Linked DNA regions of Mus musculus: regions 1 and 2 are each linked to region 3. A link is a loop called in an ENCODE intact Hi-C map of the cell type or tissue named here. Cell type or tissue: left cerebral cortex. All regions are shown on one strand.

The links. Hi-C counts contacts between places; a loop is a spot of excess contacts. Peaks named below come from ENCODE experiments on the same cell type or tissue, not always from the same donor. Only the 100,000 strongest peaks of a DNase experiment are listed, where the experiment ranks them.
Region 1: a loop joins it to region 3, with 2.7 times the contacts of the local background. A loop is called at or near these places in 4 of 42 quality-filtered maps.
Region 2: it touches region 3 in a loop (4-fold over the local background); 3 of 42 quality-filtered maps call a loop at or near these places.

Annotation. Positions count from the first base shown.
Region 1 is chr3:95,831,864-95,839,863 of GRCm38, forward strand. Prpf3 (pre-mRNA processing factor 3) reads right to left here. Exons shown (of 16, transcript NM_001316751.2): 10 at 4,551-4,694; 11 at 3,781-3,880; 12 at 3,491-3,604; 13 at 2,221-2,339; 14 at 1,890-1,973; 15 at 698-759. Among named protein-coding and RNA genes, the nearest start is that of Rprd2, 17 kb to the left of the region's middle. In left cerebral cortex, no CTCF peak of the experiment used is centred here; no DNase peak of the experiment used is centred here.
Region 2 is chr3:95,346,413-95,354,412 of GRCm38, forward strand. Setdb1 (SET domain, bifurcated 1) reads right to left here. Exons shown (of 22, transcript NM_018877.3): 4 at 3,427-3,461; 5 at 1,584-1,683; 6 at 584-709; 7 at 203-404. Among named protein-coding and RNA genes, the nearest start is that of Setdb1, 6.8 kb to the right of the region's middle. In left cerebral cortex, CTCF peaks have their summits at 2,043, 2,243, 3,255 (motif pointing right) and 4,189 (motif pointing right); a DNase peak (open chromatin) is centred at 3,272.
Region 3 is chr3:95,490,438-95,498,437 of GRCm38, forward strand. It overlaps Arnt (aryl hydrocarbon receptor nuclear translocator), which reads left to right. Exons shown (of 22, transcript NM_001037737.2): 18 at 116-218; 19 at 586-733; 20 at 3,261-3,423; 21 at 4,010-4,176; 22 at 4,867-6,803. The coding sequence ends at 4,956. Among named protein-coding and RNA genes, the nearest start is that of Ctsk, 4.8 kb to the right of the region's middle. In left cerebral cortex, CTCF peaks have their summits at 4,046 (motif pointing right) and 5,918; DNase peaks (open chromatin) are centred at 1,350, 1,838, 4,043, 4,670 and 1 more place; H3K27ac peaks cover 1,177 bases.

The DNA.
Region 1 (8,000 bases), 340 kb after region 3:
AAAAAAAAAAAAAAAGCATAACTACTGCTCTTAGAGAGGACCCCGGTTTGGTTCTAAGCACCCACATAGTGACTCACAACTATCTGTACCAGTTCTGAGAGATCTGACACCCTCTTCTGGCTTCCATGAGGCATGTATGTGATGTAGATATACATATATATGCAAGCAAAGCACTCATACACAAAAATAAATCTTTTAAAATTTAAATAAAGAATGTGTTCATGTGAGTGCAGGCACCTGTCAAAGCCACGAGGTCATGTCCCCTGGACCTGGAGTTACAGGAGGAAAGCCCTGCCAACTGAGTAAGGGAGTTGAATTTGGGCCTGCTCTAATTTACTCTCACTACAACCAACACGCCAGGTAGATCAAATAACAGCCATATTTTATAGATAAGGCAATGAAACCTGACACCGTCTGGCTCAGGTCCTGTTCTGCTGTAAAGCCAAGGATGGAACTCGGACTCTAAAGCATTAGATAAGCACTCATCACTGGCTCCCCGGCAAGCCCGGACTCTTCCGTCTAGTGCGTGCGTTACTGTGCGTCTGAGGCCTGGGCACTACCTTCCTGCTGAGAACGTGTACTCCTACTGCCACTGTTCTCCATATGCTTCCCCACCGGCACACGCTAAAGACCAACTTCTAAAAACCACGCTAAACATCCGGCCAACTGAACTGCAGCGTTTTACAGAGACACTAACCTCCCATACTAGTACACATTTGTTAGTTTTCTTCACAGCTTCTTCATCAGATTCCTCATCATCTGGAAAAGACAAAAAAAGCTCAATATTTGGTTTGTTTTTTGAGTCAGATTCTCGCTACATAGACCAGGCTGGCCTCCAACTTAGCAGGGTCTGCCTCCCAAGTGCTGGATTAAATTTATTTACTGAGACCATCCTCCTGACTCAGCCTACTGAGAGCTGGGATTACAAGCTTCAGCAACCATGCCCCACTAAATATATCTTTTCTTTCTTTACCTGTGCCCCACACCTTGTCTGGCTCTCAGTGTGCAGGATCTTGAACATGGTAGACAAGTGCTAAACTACTAAACTTTAATGCTAGCTCCAAAGTTATCTTTCCTGTTGAGTGTGAAGCCAGCTAGGTCTATATAGTTTCAGACCAGCCAGGGCTACCCTTGTCTCAAAACAAAACCCAAAGTATTCTTTCCTGTTTAAAGTAGAAAGTTGTTGTTGATGTGAAAATCTATTTTTTATACATTCAATGGTCTTTTGAATTGGGTTGGGGTGGGGAAGTCAGAGACTGTATGTAGTCCATATCTGCTTTACATTGGCATGTGTTGGTTTCAAACCCATGATCTTTTTACTTCCACTTTCTGAGTGCTGGGGTCATGGGTGGATACTACTAGTCTGGAGTGATTAGAAAGAAATACCAACTTTTTTTGAGACTCATGTGGCCTAGGCTGCTTTAAAATTGCTCCATAGCTCAAGATGACCTCAAACTCTTAGGAGATTACAGGTGTGAACTACCGTGACGTAGCTAATAAGAAATTTAAGTAAAGAATAATACAGGTTAGATATTGTACACACGAATGCATAGTTTGCTGACTTTAAATACACTCTTGCAACCAGAACTTGAAACTAAGTCAAAGAGAAAAGCCTGCTGGGTGTATGCAGCAGTACTGTTTAAGTCAACCTAGCTGGGCAGGGGGCACACATCTTTAATCTCAGCCCTTAAAAAGTATAGGTAGGTGGATCTTATGAATTCAAGGCCAGCCAGTACCATACAGTGAGACCCTGTCTCACACAAAACAAAACATTCTGTCTAAACTTCTTGAACACAAGACTATTCCAGGAAGAATGGATGAAGAATAGACAGAACTATCACTCCACCTCCCCCAGCTCTCCCATGTAATCCCTTCTAACCCCAATTCACCATCTCCCTTCGTGTTAGATGTCTGCTCATCCCACTTTATCCGATGTAGCATGAGACGCTTAAATTTCTTCTGGGCTTTGGGGCCTGAAAAGAGAATTTTGCGAGTTGGAAAGATGACAGAGTAGGAAGAACCTCTGAGCTGAGCCCATCTACTACTCAGATAGCAATGGGAAGGGGAACGAGCCCCAGGACCAGGACAGACTTCTTCTGCAGACACACAGAATCGGAAACACAACAGCGGTCTCACAGAAATCTTCCTCCCTTCTCCCCACTGCCAATCGCTTTAGGGCTAGGGTTGTCTAGAGAGTTTCCCTCAACTCTCTGCACTCACCCCCTTCCACTACCACCACGTTGACATCTTTGTGCAGCACCACCACCCCTGTCAGGTACAGCTGCCCAGCATTGGCCTCAATCTTGAACTTCTTGGCTGGGTTGCTCAAATTTCGAACTCTGGAGGAGGGAAACTTTAGTCATGTCTTCAGTTTTATCACTAGAAGCTGCCTGAATGGAATGGCAAATACAGAGGATCTAAAATCAAGACCTCTGGAATGCAGTTATATTTTTATTCTCTTGTAAATACAGGGTCTCATCATGTAGTCTGGCTGGCCTGGAACTCACTGCATAGACCAATCTGGCCTTGAACTCGAGAGATTTGACTGCCTCTGCCTCCCTTTGCTGGTCTTATACTTCTTCACAGTAAGTAGTTAGAATCTATGAATGAAGGAGAGGTACTATCATCCAAAAAAGCTTGCAAGCCCAGTGTTCCAGAAGGTAGAAAAAGCTTTAAATCCTGCCACCTCTAGATGCCTATAGTATAGATGCCATGTATTCAAAAAAATTTCTGGAGACATCAAAAACTGTAAATAGTAGTTACCTATAGATAGTATCTTAATAGATCAGAGAATAGGAAGGGGACTCTTTCAGGAAGTGCTCCTCTATTATTATTAGAATTTGTCTTGTTTTCCAGTTTGGGATAGCCAAAAACTTGCTACGTGGTTCAGGTTAGCCATAAACTCAGAACTGTCCTGTTCCTCCTGTGTGCTGGAATTACAGGCATGCATCATCCTATCTGGTCCAAAAATTTTAATCTGAATAAACAGAAGTTTTATTATAATGTGCCACTTCTGATAAAGAACTATTTAGTAGAAATAAGTGTATCTAAAAAGTGGAATGCATATATAAACTTAACCTAGACTAAAATGAAGACATTAATAAAAAAGTAAAAATGTATTTCCTGGGTACAAATATATTCTGAAGTGTGGATGAAAGGCCTATTACTACAGATCCTCAGGATAAAGACAAGGTAATAAAGAAAAAAATTACTGCTTTCTAGAGAAATGAAGTAGTTACCACAAAAGAATAAGGTATACTTGAAGGCCACAGTGATTTTGTCCTAAGGACTGGGAAGATAATGAGAATGTAGGTGCAAGGAGGGCATAATGGGCCGCACCTTTAATCCGAGAACCAGGGAGGCAGAGGCAGTGGATCTCTAGGTTTGAGGCCAGCCTGGTCTACTTAGTGAGTTCCAGGATAGCTGAGACTAGGTAGAGAAACACTGTCTCAAAAAAGAAACAGAGACAGCTGTCAATGTGGACACCTACCTATACACAGATATGTGCACCCCCTGTGAAATGTCTTCTTTAAGCTTTTTAATTTTCTTGACCTTTCTCTGTTCTGCTGTAAGTTTTCGGGCCGCGTTGGCCTCTTCATGCGCTCTGTCGTGACAGGAAGGACATCCACAAGTGAGAAAGGCATTGCCGATCAGAGGCAGGGCTAAGGGAAAGAGAGAGCAACAGAGGACTCTCTCCTCCCTCCAATACCAACCCCAGGAGGGTCTGGAAAGGTAGTGTCCTGGGCTCTGCCCTATCCCACCCTACCGCACCCCACTTACTTCTGTCTCTTTGCCATCTGAGCTCTGACATGGGCTTCTACCTTTGTAGGGTCTTGAACTGCTTCTGTTCCTAATACTCGCATTAAATTTGAGATTCTCACTACAATGGAAAGAAAGCAGCAATCAATCTCCTAATCTCTTAAATTACTTCTCTAGCTAGGATAAAGTATTTATATATACTATTTCTAGGTATATTGCCTCCTCTATATATGTATATACACATACATATATACAAACACACACATATATGTGTGTGTGTATGTTTATATGTATAAATGTGTGTGTGTGTACATATATATGCACACACACACATTTATATACTCAAGAAAACAATAGTTGCATATTTGTGGAGTTTATTTATTTTTAATGCCAATGAATGAGAAATGAGAAATAAGAAATTAAGTTTTATGTTTTTTATGATATAAGTATACTGAATTTTTTAGATAGTTTGAACTACTATAAAATCTGAGTTAAGCAGGTAAGATTTTTCAATGTAGGAATTATTGTAAAATGTGAATTTTGAGCAGACTTGAAATAAGCAGTGCTTGAGAGCAGGAACAAAAAACAACAACCATCAACAACAAAAAATAATTAAAAACAAGCTCTAAATGACTTCTATAATGAATGTGTTGTTCTGCCAGAAGAAAACATCACAGGTTAAAAAAAATCCTGTAAATGATTCAGAAAAACCATCAAAGACATTAAAGTGCCTTTATAAGACAGACTGACTGACTCACTCACTCTATGGTAGCAGGCCAGCAGGCACATACCTTTGGGCTCTGGAGGAGGTGTCAGGCCTAGCCTGACTTTCTCTTGTAGCTCTTTCTGTGCTTCCCTTCTTGTTTGCCTCCGTAGTTTCTTCTGCTCCTTCTTCGTAAGATATACCCCAAGGGTAACTGGTGTATCATTGTCAACTGTTAAAAAGAAAAATGAGTTACCAAAGCATAAATTATAGAGGGATTTAGGTGAGTATGCATCACTTAGAAAAACCATCAACTAAAATCTGAGGGAGGAGGTCGAGAGACAGTCGTGCTTTGTAGCTCAGACTGGCCTATTGCTTCCACCTCAAAACTGCTGAAATCACCTGCATCCACTAACTGTGCTTGACCTATTTGGTTTTGTTTTGTTTTGTTTTGTTTTTTCAAGACAGGGTTTCTCTGTGTAGTCCTGGCTGTCCTGGAACTCACTCTGTAGACCAGGCTGGCCTCAAACTCAGAAATCCACCTGCCTCTGCCTCCCGAGTGCTGGGATTAAAGGCGTGCACCATCACGCCTGGCTATTTGTTATTTTTAAGTGGTGAGACTGATAGTATAATTTTTTTTACTAAGTGAAAGTATTATGGCTCATAAATGTTTTTTCTTTAAGAAGTTGTTCACTTTCAGCAAATGCAAACAGTAGCACTGGCTAAGAATCTGAGGAAGTAAAAGAATCCAGAACTCCACTTGGGTCCTACTTTCTATAATTTGCTGCTTCTATGGAATACAATTTGAAATTCCCTAACCTACATAACAATAAATTTTGCGTCGGCAATGCAGCTATGCTAACTACTGTACAACCTCTGCGCTCAATTTCAGTACTAGGAAATGGAGGAAACCCTCTGGAAGAAGCTGGCTGGAGATGGTGCAGTGGTTAAGAATACTTACTGCTAGCCGGGCGTGGTGGCGCACGCCTTTAATCCCAGCACTCGGGAGGCAGAGGCAGGCAGATTTCTGAGTTCGAGGCCAGCCTGGTCTACAGAGTGAGTTCCAGGACAGCCAGGGCTATACAGAGAAACCCTGTCTCAAAAAACAAAAAACAGAAACAAAAAACAAAAAAAAAAGTCTCTAAACTCTAGTTCCAGGAGATCTGGCTTTCAAAAGCACCTATATATGTATGTTTCTGGCATATACCCACATACACGCACATTGTCCAACTCCCCATAAACACCTACATAAAAATAAATTTATTGGGGCTGGAGAGATGGCTCAGTGGTTAAGAGTACCGACTGCTCTTCCCGAGTTCAAATCCCAGCAACCACATGGTGGCTCACAACCATAAGATCTGACTCCCTCTTCTGGAGTGTCTGAAGACAGCTACAGTGTACTTACATATAATAAATAAATAATTTAAAAATAAATAAAAAATAACTTTATTATTTAAAAAAGTACACACTGCTCTTGCTGAGGATCCAACTTTATAGTACCCACCTTGGGTGGCTGACAAGCAAGCCCCTGTAGCTCCAGCTTCTGATCACCAAGGGCATCTGTAGACACACACACACACACACACACACACACACACACACACACACACCCCAGACACATACAGATTCTTAGTAATAAACCTTTGCTGGAACCTCACTCTAATTCCACCAATGGGCTTGATAGTAAAATAAAACTTAAAAAAAAGAAATCCCTATACTTTTAAAGCATGTTTGTTTAAAAAAAAAAATCCTCATATTCCTCTGACAAATACTTATGGCAGCTACATAAAATCTGATTAAGTCTAGTTCCTATTTTTAATTTGTATTAGAGGCTGAATGTCCCTAATCTAAAAACCTAAGATCGCCAATACTACAAAATCCAAAATGATTCTTTGAATAGGACCTCATGTATCTCAGGCTGGCTGGAATTCAGTATTTGAATTCAGTAGATGAGGATGACCTTGCACTTCTAATATCCCAGTCTCCCTTCAACCCCCCCACACACCTCCCTCTCCCCCTCTCAAGATTTATTTATTATTATACATAAGTACACTGTAGCTGACTTCAGACACACCAGAAGAGGGCATCAGATCTCATTACGAGTGGTTGTGAGTCACCATGCTGGGATTTGAACTCAGGCCTTCAGGAGAGGAGTCAGTGCTCTTACCAATTGAGCCACTTAGCCATCCCCAATCCCCCCATCTCTTTTCGAGAGCTGACATTAAAAGTGTATGGCACCATACTTGGATTATGTAGGGCTGAGATCCAACCTAGGAGTTAATGCATGCTAGACAAGCATTCTACCAACTGAGTTATATTCCCAGTTTCAGAAACCCTGGAAGCCTTTTAAACTTGACTTGTTTTGTATGTGTGGTGTGCAGACACGCATGCATATCCACATGTATGTACCTGTGTGTATGTAGACCAGAGGCTAATTGGAGTCTTCCTTGACTGTTGTCCACTTTGTACACTGAGGCAGGATGCTTGTTCTAGGGATTGTCTGTCTCTCACATCTGTGTAGCAAGTGCTTTACCCAATGAGCCACCCCTATCTCTTGAAATTAAAACTTTTTGATGATTACATTTTCAAATTCCCACATGAGAAATGCTCAAATGCTATGAAAATGTCTAAAAGACTGAAAAAGCAGCATCTGAAAAACTTTTGTCCCAAGCATTTAAGACAAAGGATGTCCGACCGTTATTTCAAGGTCTCGATATATTCTTCTGTACTTACTGGAACTATGGCCAAGTGAATGTCACTATGGTACTATCTCAGTTCATCCTGAGGGAAAGTATTAAAATCCTTTAAGATCTATTTATCTCTCTTCTGTTTGTTTGTTTAAAACAGGTTTTATGCACCCCAAGTTGGCTTCAAACTTAGAAGTGATTTATCTACATCAACTTCCTGATACTAGGATTATAAGAGCATCATCATTATGCCCTGCCAGTAAGCATGTACCCTGTAAAGAAGGCATTCAGCTGTTCTATGGAAAAATTCTTCAAGTTCTAAGTGACTAACTGAAGGCACTCACCTACGGAAACCAGACCCACAACTACAACCTTTGCTGTCTTTATCTTAAAGTACATATGGTAATCAAGTAAGCAAAAATGTTCTCCTTTTGAGATAGATAAGAGTCTTCATTTGTATCCCATGCTTACATCGAATCACAATTCCCCACAATGCTGGGGTCACAGACCCAATCAGCTAAACCACCTATCTCTTTTAACCAAACTAACAGACTTAACTATAAAAAAAAAATCAATAAAATAAAAAAGGGGGAAAGAAGACTGAATAAAGTCAAAGATCACAAATGGGGCCAGCAACATGTGACTCACATACATACACATGGGGTGACCATTGCTAGAATTTTACTAAGAAATCCCAAGTGATTTGGGGAAGTGAAAGAATGCGCACATCTCCCATTTATCAGTGTCTCAGGCTAGAGACCTTTGCATTTCTAACAGACTCCTCACTCCACAACCCTTACCCTACCCAGACACAGGAACAAATAGGCTTATATTCCATAACAAGTAACCTA
Region 2 (8,000 bases), 140 kb before region 3:
CAGAGATATCTAAAATAAAAAAAAGTATATACACACACACACACACACACACCATGAAAAAAAGAGAGAGCGAGAGAGAAACGGTTTCAGATCATACGGAAGGAATTGAGGACATAAAAGCTAACAGTGAAATTCTGACCCCAATACGAATAGATGGCACCAGGCCCCATTCTCCTACAATCTACAATCCCTGTCCAGATACCTGAGCTTGTTCTTGACGTTAGGGGTCTCAGCTACAATGCCAGCATAAAGCCAGACCTGATTTCCATCTTTGTACTTGGCCACCACTCGACTGCCCACAAACAGCTTGTCAGCGGGAGGGTGGTAATCATAGGCAATATGGTTCCCAGATAGCAGACTCTTTCCTTTGTTGTCAAATTTCACTTTGTATTTTTTTCCTAGCCCTGTATAAAAGAAAAGAGAACCAAAATTTTAAAAAAGAAAATCAAAAAACTGTTATTTCCAATGTTAAGTCTTGGGTGCAACATAGAAGACAAAAGAAAAGGCTTTGGAAAAACAGTCAGCAATGGATGCCCTACAGGTTACCTTTGCTCAGTCCTTCCTCCAGCCTGAACACACATACCAACAGTCTGGATGGCAATAAGGGTGCCTTTGTGCCATGTCTTAGTCCTCTTCTTGCCCAGAATCCGCATGCTGACTATCAGGTCCCCATCTTTGCTCAGTTCTCCAGACACCTGACCCAAGGTTCCTATAAACAAGAGTTGTTATAAAGAGTGATTTGAGTGGTTGGATGGAGAAAGGTAAGGTCAAGAGGACAGTAAGGTAGGATGGGCTGTAGCTCAGCTGCTGGACTGCCTGCCTAGCAAGCACAATGCCCTGGATTTGAACCTCAGCACTGCATACACCTGGCATAATAGCTCATGCCTGTAATCTCAAGTTCTCAGAGAAGACAAGAGGATCAAAAGTTTACAGTCATCCTCAGTAACACAGAAAATTCAAGGCCAGCCTAGGATATAGAAGATACTATCTCAAAAACAGAAGGTGGTGTAGAAACAGAGGAAACTGAAATTCTGTGACCATTAGCAACTCTTGCTAAACTCTTGGATAGAGGCAGAAGCACAAGACAATCCACTGTTTATGCTAACAGGAGAAATGAATACAGAACTTTAGCACATTTCTAACTCCTTTGGCATAGTCTACCAGCCTATGCCACGAACGACTATCGACAACTCCTTATTGACAGCAACAGTATCAACAGTTAACAGCCTGAGCCACCGCATCAATCAATAACTCTCAGACTGACTGTGGACATAAAATTAATGTTAAAAAGAGACTGACAAGTCAGAGCCGGGCGGTGGTGGCACAGGCCTTTAATCCCAACACTTGGGAGGTAGAGGCAGGCAGATTTCTGAGTTCAAGGCCAGCCTGGTCTACAGAGTGAGTTCCAGGACAGCCAGGACTATACAGAGAAATCCTGCCTCGAAAAACAAACAAACAAAAACCCACCACCAACAAAAAAAGAGACTGACAAGTCAAACAGCATTCTGAGATGGAAAGCTGACTGTCAGTAACATTCCAGAAAGAACTCACCTCTCACCTATGCAGGCACTTCTCACACTAACCTTTATGTAGATCTTGAGAACTGCTTTTCTTGTTGACAGCATCCATGAACTTCTGGACATCTTGAGCTGATTTTCTTAAGGCAGCCATAGCTTCACGAAGCTGTAGGAAAATAGAAGGGAAAAAAACCCTGAGTATTATGAGTTAGACAGCTCTTGTCTAACATGCATAGGGACCCATGGTTTAGATCCCAATGCTGCAAATAAGTAAAGCCAAAACAAATCAACAATAACAACAAAACACGATAAAGAACACTGCCTGTGAAGAACTTGTCTTCAATAATTAAAATAGATTCAACTGTATTAAAAGGCCAGACAGAGGCAACTTCTCAATTTTTCTGCATTCTTGCAATATCTACAAGATGACTGTAATGAATGGGACTTATTATATGGTGAATACATTGAAACTAAACTGAATGTATGCTTAGGCTAAAATTCATTACTACTTTCTTTTTTTTTTTAAAGATTTATTTATTTATTATATGTAAGTACACTGTAGCTGTCTTCAGACACTCCAGAAGAGGGCGCCAGATCTCATTATGGATGGTTGTGAGCCATCATGTGGTTGCCGGGAATTGAACTCAGGACCTTCGGAAGAGCAGTCAGTGCTCTTAACCGCTGAGCCATCTCTCCAGGCCCTCATTACTACTTTCAAAAGCTTTTTCATTATATGCACATTGATGTTCATCTGCATATAGTCTATATGAGAGTGCTGGATACGCTGAAACTGGAGTCACACAGTTGTGAGCTGCCATGTGGGTGCTGGGAATTGAACCTTAGTCTCTGGAAGATCAGCCAGTGCTTATCTTAACCATGGAGCCATCTCTCCAGCACTGTTGTTTTTTGTTTTAAAGACAGGGTTATCTATATTCCAAGCCTTCAAAGGTATGAAGCCGAGGATGAGCCTGAACTTCTGATCTTTCTGCCTCCATCTCTTCTGAGTGCTGGGATAACAGGCATGCATCACCAGAAAACCTCTGGTATAGTGGTGAACTAAGCCCAAAGATTGCTGAATGCTAGGTAAACACCCCAAATGACCAACATTGATAGTCCATCAAATTCATTCACATATGTGTATGTATATGTGTATTCACATATATGTATATGTATGTGTGTGTATGAAACAACTGAAATTCATATGTGCCTGATGAAGTCAGGACATTAGATCCTCTGAAAGTGAACTTATGGAAGGTTATCAGTCACCATTTGGGTGTTGAGAACTGAACCCAGGTTCTTTTTAAGAGCAGTGAGTGCTCCTAAACACAGAACTACCATTCTAGCCACATATTATTATTATGAAGGTTTTGGAGACAGTTTCACTTGTAGCTCTAACTAGCCTAAAACTCCGTGTAACCCACGCTGGCCTCAAGTTCATTAAGATCCACTTGCCCCTGACTTCTCAGTGCTGAGGTTAAAGGTGTGTACTAGCATGCTCGGCTATATTATTTCTAGTTGTTATTATTATTTGGTTTTTTGAGACAAGGTCTCTCTACATGGACCTGGCTGTCCTGGAATTTACCATATACAACAGGCTGACCTTGAACTCACAGAGATCCACCTGCCTTTCCTTCCCTGGTACTAGGATTCAAGGTGTGTGCTACCAGACCTGGCTTTAACTATGTCTGATTTCTGCTTACCCATGTAAGTGAATGCCAATTGTATGTAGGTGCCTCTAGAATCCAGAAGAGGGCACTAGATACCTTGGAGATACAGGCAGCTGAAAGACTCTCAACATGGGTGCTGGAACAGAACTCAAGTCTTCTAGAAGAGCAGCATGCTCTCCTTAACTCTACCTATCCCTCCAGCCCAATTTCATGATTAACTTCCTATACCCAACCCAACTCACCTTCTGGTCTTTTGGAGTTCTGCTCCCAGCATCACCTATGAAAGAAAAGAACTTCAGTGAAAAAAAAGCTGGGCATATGAACCTAGCTACCTGAGAGACTGAGGCAGGAACATGGCACCTTCAAGACATGCTGTATCTAGAGAACAAGAGCTAGGCCTGCCTGAGCAATTTAGACCCTGTCTCAAAATAAAAAGCAAAGTAGGGCAAGAGGAGCACCATATGTTAAGGTTAGCCCGGTTTAAAGTTAAGCTGATAGCTAAGCAAGAATGCATAAGAGTCAAAATACAGAAACCAGGGACTCAAGTCAAGGATCAGAGTTCAGACGGAGTAGCTCTATTGCAGAGGATCTGGGTTTGGTTTCTAGTACACACACTGGCAGCTCACAAGCACATTCACTACACCTCAGTGGATCTGGTGCACTCTTCTAAGCTCTGAGACCAGTTATACTCACACAAACACTCCCCCACAGACAGATTTTGTTTTTTTTTTTAAAGATTTACTTATTTATTTTATGTATATGAGTACACTGTAGCTGTACAGATGGCTGTAAGCCTTCATGTGGTTGTTGGGAATTGAATTTAGGACCTCTGCTCACTCAGGTCCGTTCCGCTCGTGCTGGTCAACTCCACTCAGGTCCACTCGGTCAGGTGCACTCTGCTCATTCAGTCCCTGCTTGCTCTGGCTCAAAGATTTACTTATTTATTATAAATAAGCACACTGTAGCTGTCTGTAGACGCACCAGAAGAGGGCATCAGATCTCATTATGGGTGGTTGTGAGCCACCATGTGGTTGCTGGGATTTGAACTCAAGACCTTTGGAAGAGTAGTCAGTGCTTTTACTCACTAAGCCATCTCACCAGCCCCAGATAATGTTTTTTTATACATTAAAAAATAATAAAAATAAATCTTAAAAGAGGAAAACAACTTTTAAACCCCAAAACCAAACAAATAAGTATAAAGTTGGTGGGGGCACATTTACTGGTAACATGTATGAGTCCCTAGGTTCAATTCCCAGTACTGGAAAAGGAAGGTACTGAAACGGTTACTAAAAGGGGTCTGGAGATGAAAATCAGTAAATGCCTGCCAGTGTTTACCTCTGGATAAGTACTGAGACAGGTGGTAGTTTATCACACTTAAGGCAATTGTCATCGATTTGAAATTTGTAAAAATAATTTAATTATTCAACTTAAAATGAAACAAGGTGCTGGGCAGTGGTGGCGCATGCCTTTAATCCCAGCATTTGGGAGGCAAAGGCAGGCGGATCTCTGAGTTCGAGGCCAGCCTGGTCTACTGGTCTACAGAGTGAGTTCCAGGACAGCCAGAGCTATACAGAGAAACCCTGTCTTGAAAAACAAAACAAAACAAAACAAAAACAAAAACAAAAACAAAATGAAACAAGGCTACTAAACTTGAGCAAATGCTTATTTTCCAGAAGCATGGTGCAACAAAACTATCAATAACTACAGAAACATGGAGATTATATATATGTATATATATGTGTGTATGTGTGTGTGTGTATATATATATTTTTTTTCTTTTTGGTTTTTTGAGACAGGGTTTCTCTGTATAGCCCTGGCTGTCCTGGAACTCACTCTGTAGACCAGGCTGGCCTCAAGCTCAGAAATCCTCCTGCCTCTGCCTCCCAAGTGCTGGGATTAAAGGTGTGTGCCACCACTGCCCAGGCTATAGTTATTTTATCTTAGGAAATCATTCAAAAATTCACTTATTCTTAAAAGTTCTTATTAAGGTGCATGTAGTTCAGTGAAATGTAATCCACTGATTAGACTGTGAAACTATCACGGTACACCTACTTTCAGAACATTTTCATTAGTCCAAAACGAAACTCCATGATCATTACCCAATATTCCATTTCCCCCACTTAGGGAAGCAATGTTGGGAAAGATTGTCTTCTAGACTTGATAGGGCCCTTGGACTCTTCAACTCCCAGCCACACTGGTTATCAGCCCTTAAGACTTGTACAAGAACAAGTCAGTCGGGCTGGCAAGATGGCTCAGTGGCTAAGAGCGCCGACTGCTCTTCCAAAGGTCCCGAGTTCAAATCCCAGCAACCACATGGTGGTTCACAACCATCCGTAATGAAATCTGATGTCCTCTTCTGGAGTATCTGAGGACAGTTACAGTGTACTTATATATAATAAATAAATAAATCTTAAAAAAAAAAAAAAAAAAAGAGAACAAGTCAGTCAACATTCCAGCAAGAATGGGGGAGGGGCACCAAGACCCACCCCTCCCTGAGGAACTTTTGGCAGTTAAAGGTTGCTGGAGGAGGGAGGGAACAATTTTTCATCAGGGATGTAGCCACTGGTAAGTTACCCAAGAATCCCACATCCAAATTAAACTCAGCGGATTAGGAAAAAATTAAAAAACAAAACAATACATGAAAGAAGGAAGAGGAAAGGTAAGTTAGTTGGGAACATGAAAGATTGTGTACATGATCAAAATACATTTTTATATATGCATGTAACTATCAAGGATAAGTAAAAAACTGTCATATTGACACCTATGATCTTGGCACTTGGGAGTTGGAGGTAAAGGTAGAAGGACCAGGGGCTGAATATAATTCTCCGTCATGTGTTGAGTTTGAGGCCAGCCTGGCCTATAACAGTGTCTAAAAATACACAAACATAAAAAACCCTCTAAACAATAAAAGAGCGAGACATATGTCTAAAATAATGACTTTGGGAAAGAAGAACGAAGGCATGCTATGGCTACACAGTGAGTCTGAGGTAAATCTGGACTTCACGAGACTTTGTCTCAAAAATCACTCATCAAGAAGTTAATGGATGACCAGCTAGTACATATAAGTAAGAGGAGCAGTATGCAATTCTAAAGAAAAATGAAACCACAACATTTCCCAGAAAATGGAGGGATTGATGATCAAACACAATAAGTACAACAAACCCAAATACAGGATGAAATTTCATGTAACAGAGATAGCATCTGTCAGAATCCATATCCCTATATAGGAAATATAACAGTCGGGACAGTATATGCACATGAACTATACCAAATGACATCGTCAAAGTTGGCCTAACAAATTATGCTATAGCCTGTTGTACTGGCCTGCTGCTTGCCAGCAGACTTCTCAGTAGGTTTGGCATGAAAAAGATCTATGGAGGCTAGAGATGAAAGTCAGCCTGGTGACATCCCTTGCTATCTGGATGTAGGACATACCCAATCTACAATTGGCAATAAAGTTCTTAGAGCCCAGAAGGGAGCTGTGGATGGAGGCTTGACAATTCCTCACAGTATCAAACTGTTCTGATTAGGATTCTGAACGCAAACTCAATATAGAGCTGAGTGATGGTGGCACACACCTTTAATTCCAGTACTGGGGAGGCAGAGGGAGGAGGATCTCTTAAGTTAGAGGCCAGCCTGGTCTATAAAGCAAGTTCCAAGACAGTCAGGGCTCTCTTAACACAGAGAAACTCTGTCTTGAAAAAACAAAACACACACACACACACACACACACACACACACACACAAATCAACAATCAATCAATCAATAAATGGGAGGTGGGGTGAGGCAACTTTTGCCAGGTGGTGATGGTACACACCTTTCCCAGAGGCAGGCAGGTTGATGTGACTTTGAGGCCAGCCTGGTCTACAGAGTGAGTTCCAGGACAGCCAGGGCTGCACAGAGAAAGCATGTCTCAAAATAACAAGACAAACAAACCAACAAACAAAAAAAGCAGAAGTACTGCTCGAAGTCCAAAGCTAGCATGGGCTATACTGAGAGTTAGAAGTTAGCCAGAAACTGTGAAATCCTATTGCAAAATAAAAGCATTAGAGAGATAGCCAGCATATCGTGTTTCCCAAACAAGTCCCAAGTCCTGGAGTCTGGATCCTCAGGCCCCAAACCTGTAATCCTAGTACTCATAAGGCAGAAACCCACTCTGAGCTGGCTATCTACACATGCTAGAATTGGCAAACCCTTGGTTCAGCAAGACCCTGCTTCCATAATAAAGAGAGGAGTGATCAAGCAATAAACCTGATATAAGTCTTTGAATTCTACATATATGTACACCCACCCATATACCTCTACTCCCAAACATGGGTAGGAACACTGTGACCATTGATATCAACTTAACAGAATTTAAAATGACTTGTGAAATGGAAATCTGTGCAAGCCAATGAGGAATTATTTTGACTATGTAGAGGTGGATGGACCAGCCCACCGTGAGTGGTACCATTCCATAGACTTCATAAATACACAAATAAAGAGAGCGATTGGAGGAGCAGCAGGATGAGACACTCCCTCTGTTTCCAGATTGCAGAACAATGTGACCAGATGCTTTAGGCTTTTGCCACTGTGATTTCCCCGACCATCATGGATATGATCTGGAACTTGGAACCAGGATCAGCCCCCTTAACCTTCAAATGATTTTGTCAGATTATTTGATCACAGTAACTGAAAAAGAAACTCAGACATAGGCAAACTACACACAAACACATGGGGGAAAAGACAGAAAATAAGTATACCTTATCTGAAATGGGGAAAGGAAGCAATCAGAATACAGAAAACACTTACGATGCTAAGAATACTTACTTGTTG
Region 3 (8,000 bases):
TGCCCAGTCAGCATACTTCTACTTCAGTTACAGTACTTCATGAATAAGTAGGAATTGATTAAACTATGTGCTACAGCCCCTTGATGGCCCTCCCCCAACTCCTTTTGGTCTGCAGATCAGAGTAAAGGCATCTCCTCCAGCACTGTCCCTGCCACCCAACAGCTGTTCTCCCAGGGCAGCTCATTCCCTCCTAACCCCCGGCCGGCAGAGAATTTCAGGTGAGCCCCATATGTGTGTGCTGCTTGACAGGGCTCTGCAGGGTTCAGTTGCTGGATCCGTGTGTCATCTTCCCTTGCTTTCTCTGGTCACCTCAGACAAAGCAGTAGAACTTACTGGACCTAGGGTGAGACAACGAAGCTGCTTTTCCTCCTGTTTTTGCACCTATTCTATTGCCTTGCTCTAGGTTCCAAACGTCTCTGTGTGGTCAGTGTGTGACAGTCAGTCTTTCTTGTGTTTTTAAATTTATCAGGTTTTCCTTAACTCCAAGAAATCAGAGGAATCTAGGGATAGAATGTGTCCTTTGATTCATAGCTTCTGTGATGGAGTCAACCTTTTAACCTTCACTTTCTATTTGTTCCTTCCTAGGAATAGTGGTCTTACCCCTCCTGTAACCATTGTCCAGCCATCATCTTCTGCAGGGCAGATACTGGCCCAGATTTCACGTCACTCCAACCCTGCCCAGGGATCAGCGCCGACCTGGACCTCTAGCTCCCGCCCAGGCTTTGCCGCCCAGGTAGCGCCTCTTACCTGTCTGACCCTGTGTGTTGTTGTTTGTGGGATCTTTTTTTTTTCCTCCAGGTAAATTTATTATTGTCAGATACCTCCTTTTCAGTTCCTGTTCTTCATCTTTTAATTTTCATCTTTTTTGCGAGGAGCTAGATAATTAAAATACCAGAGATAACATCCAGAAGTCTCTTTAGAACCTATGTTTTCATATGCTCACCTTAAGACAGAACTGCTCATTCACAGCAGTTTGAACAGCTTTGGTCTCAGGCTTGTTTGGAGTAAATTCAAAGAGTTTGTCTTTGTTTAGGACTATGTAATATAGTACCAAAGTAGAAAATTAGTAATTATATTCATTTATTTATGAAAATATAGTATCCATCTATATAATATATAGTAAATATGTTAAATTTATTTATTACTATGTATTTCTCTTGTCTATATAATAATTTAGAAAAGTTTAAAAAAAAATGAAAACTCAAACTTGACTCCAGAATTGTTCTCTATAGCTTTTTTGTGTATGTGTAAAAATACTCAGGAATGTTGCCCATGACTCTTGGTCAGGATGTGCCGTGATGTTGATGACAGCTGCTACCATGGTTTTCATACTGGTGACATAATCAAGCATGCATATATTATCTCCCTTGGAGTTACTTTTTAAATTGTGGATTTAAAACGGTCTCTAGAAATTATTGTATCTCACAAAAAATGTTAGAGGCAATAACTAGTTTCTTAATCAATATACAGTAAATGGGTGTGAGAAAGGACAGCTTTAATTTCAACAAAGAGACTGAGGCAGGAGCATGGGCCTGGGCCACATAGTGAGAGATAAACTGTCTCATAAAAGAAAGAACAGAACAAAACCAAAATAGCATAATGGAAAATAAAAGAGGACATTGTCCACTGTGCCAAGTAACAGTCTCTTCTGGTGGGGTTAACAGTGAGGTTTCATTTCTAGTTTATTTTTTCCAATTTTTTTCTATTCTTTTTGAGGCAGATTTAGAATTTATATTAAACAACCCTTTGCAGATTTACACTTAAAGTCAAGAGCAAAAGAGAAGCACTCAGAACTGAGTGTGGGTGTGAACTCCCTAAGATGCCACCAAATTCCTCTGTAACACATAGGGATTCCAGTAAAAAAGAAAATGGTTGTGCCTTTAGGAAAAGGATCTAGAAACGGGTGCAGTGTGGAGTGAGTGGTTTCTCTTTTATAACACTCTACCATTGGGACCCGAGAGATGACGCCATTGGGAAAGTGTTTTGTCACTTGAGCCTGACCTGATGACCTGAGTTTAATCCCCAATCTCCTTGGGGGGAAGAGAGAACCAATTCCTGCATGTTGTCCTCTAACATGCGTGCCAGAGCATGCATGTGTTCTCATGTGCATACATACTCATGCACACTAAAAATAAGGTGGAAACCTTTAATACCACCACTTGGGAGGCCAATTCAGGTAGATTTCTGAGTTTGAGTTCAGCCTGGTCTTCAGAGTGAGTTCCATGACCTCAGAGAAATCCTGACTCCAAAGACAATAGAAAAAAGAAATAATAATAATAATGTGGAAAATAATAAAGGAAAACACCCAGTGTTATTGACATCTGTGTGTACATGCAACCATTATACAGAGACATGCACATGAACACACACAAATGAAGTGAAGACATGTTGATCTCTGGTTCCCATTAATTTGTGCACAATAGCCTGTACATGTATGTTGAACTTGGACACACATGGATGTTATGCTTTCTATTAATTGCCATAATTTATGAGCTGATTATATATAGGAATAGTTTTTTTTTTTAAGATTTATTTACTTATTATATGTAAGTACACTGTAGCTGTCCTCAGACACACCAGACGAGGGCGTCAGATCTCATTTCGGGTGGTTGTGAGCCACCATGTGGTTGCTGGGATTTGAACTCTGGACCTTTCGGAAGAGCAGTCGGGTGCTCTTACCCACTGAGCCATCTCACCAGCCCCAGGAATGGGTTTTTAATAATGTTTTCATGTATTTATATAGTGTTGTTTTGGGTTTTTTGGTCTTTTTGAAATAGAGTTTCTCTGTATAACAGAGTCCTGGCTGTCCTTAACCTGACTTAATAGACCAGGCTGACCTTGAACTCACAAGAGGTCTATCTGCCTTCATCTCTCCTTCCCGAGTGCTGGCTGGGATTAAAGGCATGTGCCACCACACTGACCCGTATACAGTGTATTTTGATCATAACGTGTTCTACTCCAGACCAGTGATGCCTCTCCCTCTTACCAACCAGTCCCTCTTGTATGTCAGTGTCTCTTTCCCATTTCATGATCCAGTGAGCTTAATTATCACAATTTGTAATTCTTTGTTTTTTTCTTTTTCACTTTTATTTTAGTTTCCTAAAACATTTAGTTTTAGGAAGAATTGGGAGTTAATCAGAAGTATACATTAGAAGCAGGTAATGGGTTGGGTTTGGAAGAAGGTAGTGGTTGATGAGTATCGACTTACAGGAATGCAGTACACGATTAACAATCCTTTGTTCTGTACCCCCTTCCTTTAGCAGGTGCCCACCCAGGCTACAGCCAAGACTCGTTCTTCCCAATTTGGTGTGAACAACTTTCAGACTTCTTCCTCCTTCAGTGCTATGTCTCTTCCGGGTGCTCCCACTGCCTCATCTGGTACTGCTGCCTACCCTGCTCTCCCCAACCGTGGCTCCAACTTTCGTAAGTGCAGACAAGGGAGATAACAGGAAAATCAAACTACTAAAGAAGGAGGACTTGGCAGTTATGATTGTTTTCCCTGCGTCCTGCATGTGCTGACCGAATTATAAGGAAATGCATGGTCCAGGTCTGTTTGATTTTAAACAGCCTTGCATAGGGCCTGTTGAAATGGCTCATTGTGCAAAGTGCTCGACACACAAACCGGGTAACCTGAGTTCATATCCAGGAGAGAGCTGACGCCACCATGAGCTCACATGCACCATACACAAGACAGTAAGAATCTTAAGAATCATTATAAAAACATGGTATAGGAAAACCATTTAACTCCTGTAGTTAAAGACCATGTGAATCATTTTAATATGTATAACAATCTTACTTAATAGACTGCATATGTAAATGAACAAGGAATTCTTCAGAAATGCTATCTAGGAAATGAAACTTACTGTGAGACTGAGTTTTGAAAATAGAAGCAGCCCTGACCAGCAGAGAGAAGAGCAGAAGGTAGCATATGGAGACTACTGACTTACACGTAGTTGTGTGCTGGTTTCTCCTCTCCATTACAACTATAAATGCTTATTCTTATTTCTAGCTCCTGAGACTGGACAGACCACAGGACAGTTCCAGGCCCGGACAGCAGAGGGCGTGGGTGTCTGGCCACAGTGGCAGGGCCAGCAGCCCCATCATCGGTCTAGTTCCAGTGAGCAGCATGTTCAGCAGACACAAGCACAAGCACCTAGCCAGCCTGAGGTCTTTCAAGTGAGTGGGTAAAGACTTCAGAGAGAGATCGGTCAGGGAAGAGAGGAAGAAAGAAGCACATGGTATTGGTTAGGGCTGAACGGAATGAGACAGAGGATGCATGTCAGCAGTTGAAGCAATTATAAACATAGCCTGTAACCAGACCAGGCAGAGGTACTGATGGGAAGCAACATGCAAAGATGCTAAAGAAAGGTATTTTAATTTTATACAGAGATTTACATCTCAAAGTAGTAGTTATGGATTTAAATAGAAGAATACGAAAATATATGGAGTAGAACATACTGATCATAGCTATAAGTATCTGTTTCCTTTGAGGGGCCTGCAAGATTGAATGTGGTCATCTCAGAGAAGCCAGTCAGAAAGACCAAAGGAAGGCAACATAGGGTTTGATTGAGAACAGATGTGATTAGGCACATTTCAGATGTGCCTGTAGGAGTTAAATGAAATGTTGGCATGCATATTTCTTCAGTTAAAAATATTGAGTACAAGAAAAGAGGAAAATAAATGATCTCAGAGGAAGATAGAACAGAGAATGAGGAAAGAGTTCTCAGAAGAGGGAGGTTGAGAGAACTCGCCATGCAGACTTGTGCGGCTCAGGAATGGTGGTGGTGTGGGTGGGGGAAGGGGGTCCTGGAAGGGAACTCACTAAAATAAGGGTATGTGACCCAAGTCTACCCTTTTTCTCATTAGGAAATGCTGTCCATGCTGGGAGACCAAAGCAACACCTACAACAATGAAGAATTTCCTGATCTAACTATGTTTCCCCCCTTTTCCGAATAGAACTATTGGGGTGAGGATAAGGGTGGGGGGAAATCACTGTTTGTTTTTAAAAGCAAATCTTTTGTAAACAGAATAAAAGTTCCTCTCCCTTCCCTTCCCTCACCCCTGATATGTACCCTTTCCACCCCTTGACTTGCTGAAGAAACGTTATAGAAGAAATTAAATGAATTTCCCAGGCTTTTAGGATCCTCTGAAATTTTGAGGATAGGTGAGGCCTGAATTCCTGTCCTTATTTCTTCTGACCAGAAGTTGCACAGACATGATTTGTGCTGGAGTCAAGGGGCAGAACAGAAGAATCTGACAGGCACTAATTGGATACTGTGGCTTGTTTGGATAGAAATTCTGAATGGAGTGGAGGAAAGGAGAAATGCCCTCATCACTGAGGATCATGAAACACAGTAGGGGTGTGTGGAGCCTTGGGACGTGAGCAGTCTCCAGAAAGAGGCCTGAGAGAGAGCATGAACACTTATCTTTGTGAGTGAGTGAGTGAGTGAGTGAGTGAGTGTGTGTGTGTGTGTGTGTGTGTGTGAGAGAGAGAGAGAGAGAGTAAGAGACAGAGACAGATGGGGTGAGGGGGGCATTTGAGCTCCTATGTTTTGTTCCCTATTATAGAGTATATGCAAAATTTGTCCCAGATCTTCTTTGACTTTGTGCTTGCTCTTTAAAGTGTCCTAAGAAAATTAATTTTTTCAGGTATTTTTCTATTTAGTGTTGCAGCCAAAGAGTATTTAAATTAAGTCTTTGCTGCACTTAAATTCATACCCAGCCAAAATGGAACTTTAGGCCAACCCCCAGCCTTCTGTTGCTAGGGTTGGTCTCCTACAGACACAGTGATCAAGCTGGATGACTCCTGCTCTTTGGTGCTTTCAACTCATTGGGAAGAGCTGCAGATATTACCAAAATAGGCTGGCTACATGAACACTGTCAGAAATCCCAGACTTGCCCACAAGGATAATGCTGCATTTTTCTGTCAGAGTCACACATGTTTTTCTGGAGAGGTTATTTCTGCATGGAAACTCAACTTCTTGGATTAGCTATCTTGAGTGAAAGTCCTCACTGACGAGTATGCAAACCAAATAGCCTCCTGCACAGTAGCCTCTCCTTCCTGTCACCAAAACAGTTTTAGGTCTGCTGAAGTCTGGTGTTCTTTGCTCCTTCTGCAATCTTGAAATTGGGGTTTGCTTTAGAGCACAAACATAAGTCTGTGTTAGGTGGACTTAAATCCCAACAGGGTCACTTGATAATTATAGCCATAGAAATGCAGATGCAGGTAACTGCTTTTACCCTTTACCGTCCTCAGGTGAGTCTCCTAGATCAACAGCCTTTTTTTTTTTTTTTTTCCTTAAACTGGCTCCTGTCAAAGATTAAGTTAATATGGAAAAGACCTCTTATGTGTATTGATGGGGCATGAGGAGCCCAGGCAAGGAGAGGCTCGTGGAGAGGCTGAGGGAATGTTACTAAGTTTCCCTCCGTTTGTCTCCAGTCTGGTGCCAGGCAGTAGAGTGGAAAAGGAGGCTATTTTTTTATTCTATGTGCACACATACAGTATACATATATATTTATATCACATTTTACTGAACCAAAAAGTTGGGTTTCCAATAAAATACTTGTTTTTTAATAACCGACTTGTTTTTAACTGTGATCTGAACTATAATGTACAGTTATTACAGGGCTTCTGAAGAAGGGGGGGCGGGGAGAAGCTTCTCTGAGGGGCTCGCTCTGCTTTTCCTTCACGGTTTTATTTTTGATTGTTTTTTCTTGTTGCCCATCTGTGCTAAGCCTTAACTGTGGCAAAAATAATGACATGTAGCAAAGATTTTAAAACAAAGTATTTTTTCTTTTATAAATTGTGTTGTGTTGTGTGATATTATTGATTGCGGCTCCCTGACCCCTTTACAGACATGCACAACTAAGCATTCATAAGTGAGCTCGACACACACAGGCACAGAGCGTAGTTGAATCTTCATTTCAAGACTCAGAGCTCACAGGGCCCTGGTCACTTAGCCCTGTTCTCGTGTACCCACCTGATCCTGACACATCAGGAGTAGTCAGTAGACTACTGCTCACACTGTCTGGGAGTGGGGGTTGTCTCATCTCACAGAAGTTGCTGGGGAGTGTTCTTGGATTTGAAGCCACTATGGGGCATCCTGATGTCTTTCCCCAGTGTGTTCTCCCAGTTAAAAGGAGATGAAGGGATTGTGAGCTTTAAACAGTTCAGATGTGGATCTGGGCTCTCTCTACTCAGGTGGTACATTGAGATCCTGGGGTCTAGAAATCCTGGGGTCTGTGCCAGGAATCCAGCTAGGAACTGAATCTATATTTGTGGTAATATCCTTTGTGCTTCACAGTCCCTCATTTCCTAATTCCTCACATGTGTTTATGGAAGTAAATGGAGTTTAGGGTGTGGTTGGCCAAGTCAGACTCTTATGATCTGTCACATGCCTGGATTTTGGGGAAGCGCTTGGAGACTCTTGTAACTGGACCTAGTTTGGGATTTTAATGATTGAGATGCAGTACTCATCAGACATTCTACCACCCGAGAGTCTAGCAGTAGAGTCCCACGTGTATCCATTAATGTAGATTCAAGTGTTGTAAATAATTAGGTGCTACATTGGGTCAGTTGTCTTTCCTTACTGTCATGTTGGGTGTTGATCCTTGGGCCTCATAATGTTAGGAAAGCCCACCACCGCTGAGTCATGTTCCTCAACCCTCTTTTAGCTTTTTGTAAATTACTTTTATCCTCCATTTAAGCAACTAGAATCTTTTTGTAAAGTTTATGTATATGAGTACACTATCTCTGTCTTCAGACACACCAGAAGAGGGTATCAGATCCCATTACAGATGGTTTTGAGCCACCATGTGGTTGCTGGGAATTGAACTTAGGACCTCTGGAAGAATAGGCAGTGCTTTTAACTGCTGAGCCATCTCCCTGGCCCTGTAGGGCATTTCTTAGTGGTTGATGGGAGAGAGCCCAGCTCACTGTGGATGGTGCCATTCCTGGGCTGGTGCCCCAGCCGTTGTTATTTTTAGACAGGATCTCACTA